2 separate regions of the Homo sapiens genome follow, and region 1 is linked to region 2. A link is a contact called in ENCODE Hi-C or POLR2A ChIA-PET data. All regions are on one chromosome and are shown on one strand. The core of a region is the stretch at or near the end of the contact, and the rest is flanking DNA. Distances in the headings are between cores, read along the strand shown. Region 1 overlaps ANGPTL6 (angiopoietin like 6). Region 2 holds the start of CTXN1 (cortexin 1).

The links. Hi-C counts contacts between places; a loop is a spot of excess contacts on that map. ChIA-PET counts read pairs that join two places held with the same protein, here RNA polymerase II (POLR2A). Pooled maps may share reads with other maps.
Region 1: a loop to region 2 is called in a pooled map, with 6 times the contacts of the local background. The contact joins the enhancer-like site here to the promoter of CTXN1 in region 2. A Hi-C loop is called at or near these places in 5 of 50 pooled maps. POLR2A ChIA-PET finds 5 or more read pairs at or near these places in 4 of 52 experiments (AG04450, HepG2, PC-3 and 1 more).

The regions. Positions count from the first base shown.
Region 1 is chr19:10,094,727-10,097,426 of GRCh38, forward strand. It overlaps ANGPTL6 (angiopoietin like 6), which reads right to left. Exons shown (of 6, transcript NM_031917.3): 2 at 1,256-1,847; 3 at 32-212. The coding sequence starts at 1,837. Among named protein-coding and RNA genes, the nearest start is that of ANGPTL6, 6.6 kb to the right of the region's middle. RefSeq lists silencers at 1,340-1,479, 1,540-1,599. Within about 2 kb of position 1,370, at least 18 of the 41 ENCODE cell types and tissues checked have a DNase peak (open chromatin) inside an H3K27ac peak, as active enhancers do.
Region 2 is chr19:7,924,763-7,927,511 of GRCh38, forward strand. CTXN1 (cortexin 1) reads right to left here and starts at 1,373. Exons shown (of 2, transcript NM_206833.4): 1 at 1,205-1,373; 2 at 1-796. The coding sequence starts at 776. The coding sequence ends at 528. It overlaps TIMM44 (translocase of inner mitochondrial membrane 44), which reads right to left. Exons shown (of 13, transcript NM_006351.4): 13 at 1,956-2,544. The coding sequence ends at 2,425. LOC124904629 (a long non-coding RNA gene) reads left to right here and starts at 643. Exons shown (of 2, transcript XR_007067120.1): 1 at 643-1,074; 2 at 1,811-2,048. RefSeq lists silencers at 668-757, 1,288-1,557 and an enhancer at 2,054-2,749.

The sequences.
Region 1 (2,700 bases), core at 120-2,619, 2.2 Mb after region 2:
CCACAATTCCTCAGCCCTAATGTCGACTTACCCACAGGCTTGGTGGGGACCGCAGGGTGACCTGCAGGCATGGGAGAAGCCATGGGCTCCTGCTGTCTCTGGGTCTGGTCTCTCTGGGGCTCTGGGGCTGGGTCCAGCATCCTACTGGTGTCACTGGTGCTACCCACAAGACGGACCGGAACCACAGGCACCAGTGGGGGTGGCGGCAGGACCTGGGGTGACGGAGAAAGTCAGGTGTAATTGCACTAACCCTCAGGCCAGGAGGCCTGGTCTCAGGGGCAGAAATGGTGGATAAATCTCCCAGCTCCCAAATGACCTGGACATCTGGCAGTGGGGGTGTCCCAGCCCTAGGAATGATCCTCCCCAAAAGCTAAACAACTTGGCTTTAAAGTGCAGACAGGCTGGGCGCTATGGCCCGTGCCTGTAATCCCAGCACTTTGGGAGGCCGAGGCGGGCGGATCACCTGAGGTCAGGAGTTCGAGACCAGCCTGACCAACATGGTGAAACCTCCGTCTCTACTAAAAATACAAAAAAAATTAACTGAGTGTGTTGGCTCACGCCTGTAATGCCAGCTACTCGGAAGGTTGAGGTAGGAGGATCGCTTGAACCTGGGAGGTGGAGGTTGCAGTGAGCCAAGATTGCACCACTGCACTCCAGCCTGGGAGACAGAGCGAGACTCCATCTCAAAAATAAAATTAAAAAAATAAAGTGCAGACAGAGCTGGGCTTAAATACCGGCTCTTGGTGCTCATGGTTTAATTGATCTGTGCCCCAGCCTCCTCTGTAGAGTAGGGATAATAACAACACATCCAACAGTATCTAACTTACTGACTCCTCTCACCAACCCTGTAACGTAGGGACTGTCACAGAGCAACATTCTCTTATCCCAAACCCAGACCAGGACACGTTCCAGAATTCAGAATAACACGGCTGGATTTAGACACAGTGACACAGGGAGGGTTATGTATATGCATGTGTGTATAGAATATACATAACACTCCTAAAGGGGTTTTTGGTCTTTACGTGATAATGATATGTTTAATTATAGGATCCTATGACTATTCACATTAAGTGGTTAAGTGAAGGCTATAAATAGCCACCAGTCACTTTTTGACCCAAATAAGTTACCAGAAGGGGCGAGTAGGAATCCGGTTTTCAGGGTTTTGCGGATTTCAGAACTGTGGATAAGAGATCGTGGGGTTGCAAAACCCCCATTTCACAGACGATGCTGCTCTCCGGGGAGGCTGCGAGGTTACCTGCTGCTGCCCGCCCGCGCCTCCCGGGCACAGGCGCTCCAGGCGGGCGATGAGACTGCTCTGCTGGGTGACGAGCTGCGCCAGCTCGCGGAACTTGACGTCCAGCTGGTGGAACCGGGCGGCTGCGCGCTGAGCCTCGGCGGACGCGTTGAGCACGCGCTCCCCGAGCAGCGCCAGCGCCGCGGCAGGCTCCGCCCCCAGATCCGCCCCCGGGCCCGCCCCGGGCCCCGCCTCGTGCTGCAGCTGCGCGCGCAACTGGCCCAGGCGCGCGCTCAGGCCGCGGCTCTCCTTGCGCAGCGCGCGCACCTCGCCGGCCACGGCGCCGTCGGCCGCCGCCAGCCTCTGCAGCTCGCGTAACAGCTCCTCGTGGCGGCCGACGCGCATGCGCAGCGCCGCCAGCTCGCTGGCGTTGGCGGCCTCGGGCGTCGCCCGCGTGGATGCGGGGCCGCTCCAGCACACAGCGCCCGTGAACTTCTGCGGGGGCAGCACGAAGGTGTAGGTGCAGCGCGGGGCGCCCGCCCGCGCCCACGACGCGCCCAGCAGGAGCAGCAGCTGTAGCGCACGCAGCCAGGGCTTCCCCATCGCGGCGGACCTGCAGGCAGAGGAGGAACGGAAGGAAGACGGGGTGCTGGGGCCCAGCGAGACCCCTCCGCTTCCACGCGGGGATGCGCGCGTCTACACCCGCGATGTCCCGGGCCCATAATTTCAGTCCCCATCTCATTCCCCCCACGGCTGGAGGGCCCCAGGGTGATCCCACTCTGGCTTCAACACCGAGCTCTTGGCGCCAGGCCGGATAACGCATCTCAAGCATTCATTCATTCGACAAGCGAGGCCGGGCGCCGTAGCTCACGCCTGCAAGCTCAGCACTTTGGGAGGCCGAGGCGAGAGGATCGCTTGAGACCAGGAGTTCGAGACCAGCCTGGGCAACATGGGGAGACCCCTGTCTCTACAAAAAAAAAAAAAAAAAATTAGACAGACGTGGTGGTGCACACCTCTGGTCCCAGCTATTCGGGAGGCTGAGGCAGGAGGATCACTTGAGCCCAGGAGTTCAAGGCTTCAGTGAGCCATGATCGCTCCCCTGCACTCCAGCCCGGGCAACAAAGTGATAGCCCATCTCAAAAATAAATAAATAAATAAAAACAAGGCTTATGGGGCCGTTCAGGCCGGTAATTCCAGCACTTTGGGAGGCCGAGGTGGGCTGATCACTTGAGCCTAGGAGTTGGAGACCAGCCTAGACAACACAGAGAGACCCTGTCTATACAAAAAATACAAAAATTAGCTGGGCATGGTGGCAAGGGCTTGTCATCCCAAGATCGCCTGAGCCCAGCAGTTCCAGGCTGCAGTGAGCTGCGATCACGCCACTGCACTCAAGCCTGGGCGACAGAGCAAGACTCTGTCTCAAAAGAAAAAAAAAAAAAAGCAGTCACTAGGCACAAATGTGTGCC
Region 2 (2,749 bases), core at 123-2,622:
CGTCTCCGGGACAGGCGGTGCAGGGCAAATTGGTATGCAGCGTCCGCCCCGTGGGCCCGGGAGAGCCTGCCCCGCAGGGACCAGAGCCCAAGGACGGGCTCAACACTCAGTCAAGGTGGGGTTGACGACGGCCAGACAACAGGGGAGGGAGGAGGGACAAGGGGGTCCCCACTTCCAGGGACGCACAATAGCAGAGCCACTTACACGCTGGGGAGGGGGCGGTGCGGGGGTCCTCCTCCCGCCCGGGATTCAGAGTCGGGGGTGGGGGCCAGCCGGGCGGGTGAGATGCGCAGAGAGGAAGGGACAGGGCGGATAAAGGCACGAGGTGGGGCTCCGGCCAGGCCAGGAAGGGACATGGGAGGGGTCTCGAGGGGGAGGGGCTGGGCTTCTCCCAACTCCCTCCCCCTCTCCCCCGGGCTGGGGGCTCCGGGGCGGGATCCTGAGCGCAGTCCTGGCCCCGCGGCGCCCCCCGCCGGGCCGGCCCTCTGAGACCCCGGCGCAGGGCCGGCTAGGGGGCGCCGCGCCCCTCACACCAACGCGTAGTCGAACTGCCCGCGCTCGAGCGCCTCCTTGTGGTCGGTCCAGGACGAGGCGGGCATGCGGCTGTAGGGGTCGAGCAGGATGCGCACGCAGCGCACCATCAACAGCACCAGCACCACGAGCAGGCAGAGCACGAAGGCGAACACCGTGCGCTGCTCCGCGTCCAGGCCCGCGCCCACCGGGGGCCCCGTCGACGGCGGCAGGGGCTCCGGCGACAGCGTCCACGTCGCGCTCATGGCTCACATCGCCGCGCGCCCTGCGGAGGAGGGGACCCGCCCCGGGCGCCGGGGATGAGGCTGCGCCCTCCCTCCCGCGCCTCCTCCGCTTCGCCCCCTCCTGCCGCCGCCGCCGCCGCCTCCCTTAACGTGCCCGACCCCATCCCCCGCCCGCGCCTCGGTCCCCGGGCTACGCCCATGCCCGGCCCGCCGGATCGCCGCCACCACCACGCGGGGACCCAACTCTGGCCGTGCGCGCAGGTGGGGGCGCTGAGAGCCGGGAAACGGAGCCGCGCCCGGCCTGGGCCGCACACAACAGGTGCGAAAGCGCGGCCGCGGCCCGGGCGCGCGGCGTGGGGACGGTCCCCGCGGCCCCTGCCCCCGCTCCCTTTGTTCTCGGCGGCCTGGGACCCCCTCCCCCACCGCCCCCGCCCCGGCGCGCCCCTCACCCTGGCTTCGACCCGGACGGGGACCGACCGCCCGGCGGCCGCGCTCTCTCAGGGACCCGCGCCGGCTGCGCGTTCGGCCTCTCCCCGGCGGCGGCGGCGGCGGCCCGGGCTCCGGCTCAGCCCACCCCACCCGCCCCTGGAGCGGCGGAGACCGAGGCAGGCAAGCAGCGCGCGAGCCGGGCCGCCGCGGCTGTTCCTATGGCGACGGGGGCGGGGCCGCCGCGGGGGGCGGGGCTGCAGGGGGCGGAGGCTGCGCAGGGAGCGGCGCGCGAGCCAGCGACCCCGCCCGGGCCTGCGGGAGGACGGAACCCCAGCCCCGAGGACCCGCGAGCACCCACGACCTCGCCGGGGAGTGGGCAGCTGCCACTCCCACCTCCCCTGGCACTTCGGGCCCCCCAGCCTGCCCTGTGCCTGCATTCTCCTCCGCGATAGACCCCACTCGAGACTCCCTGTTTGTGGGGGGACCTCAGTGGCCCTAAAACACTCATATGGGCACTCAAGCTCCCCCGGCCCTGGGGACCTCAATTCTCAGAGAGCTCAGGCAGGTCACTGGGATGAGTAAGTCCCCCTAGTTTTGTCTGTCACTGGCCTCGTCTTCCAACTCAGGGTCCAGCCCTGGGCAAGGCGTCCACCCACTGCGGCTGCAGTTCCTCACTCGACCTTGACCGCCTCCCACAGCAGCCGCCTGCTCCCACCCCCACCATCGCCTCGGCCACTCCCGCGCCAGAGAAGACACTTCAGACTCCGTAGCTGCTCTTCTGCAATTCGGTGTTTTATTCTTTCCAAATCTCAGGCTTATGCACAAGATGGAAGAGCACTGTTAAAATTAAAAAATGGACCTAAAGTGGCTTGGCTGACGTGGCTAGCGGGCCACTGAGCCGCGGGTCCCGGGTCCCACCCTGCTGTGGGGGGAGTCCCTGGGCCCTGGGGCCTCTTGGCACTGTGTGACCTGTGTGCACCCCAGGTGACCAGGCGCCGGGACCCCTGCAGGGCAGAGCAACAGGGCAGGGGTTGGCCCTGCGGGGGAGTGTCTCCAGCTGCCGCGCACCCGCAACAGCCCGTTGTCCCCTCCCGGGCCAGCTGGTCTTGCAGCCGTCCTGGCAGAGCTGGGGGCAGAGCCCGCAGTCTTGTTCCCAGAGGTCTGGAGTTGCCGCAGGTGGTGTTGCGGTGCCTCTGTGCCTGATGACCCAGGCCGGGGCTACCTGGCTCCGGCACCACACTCAGAGAATCTGCTCGGTGCTGGAGGCCGAGATGTCCAGGAGCCGCCAGGCCGCGTAGGGGTTGAGCTCGTCCTGGTCTCGGCAGAGCGCCCACACGTACAGCATCCGCAGCACCTTGTCCTGCAGGGTGGGGTGGGAAGGGCACTGTTGAGAGGGTTGAGGTGACCCAGGCAGCTCTGGGGGGGGGCCAGGCTCTGTGGGGCAGGAGCCACCGGCAACTTCCCCAGGGGCTGGGAGCAGAGGCCAGCACAATTGCCTAGACTCAGGAACCACTCAGCCTTGGTAAAAACAGACAGGTCTGCTGGTCTCCGACCTCCCTCAACCC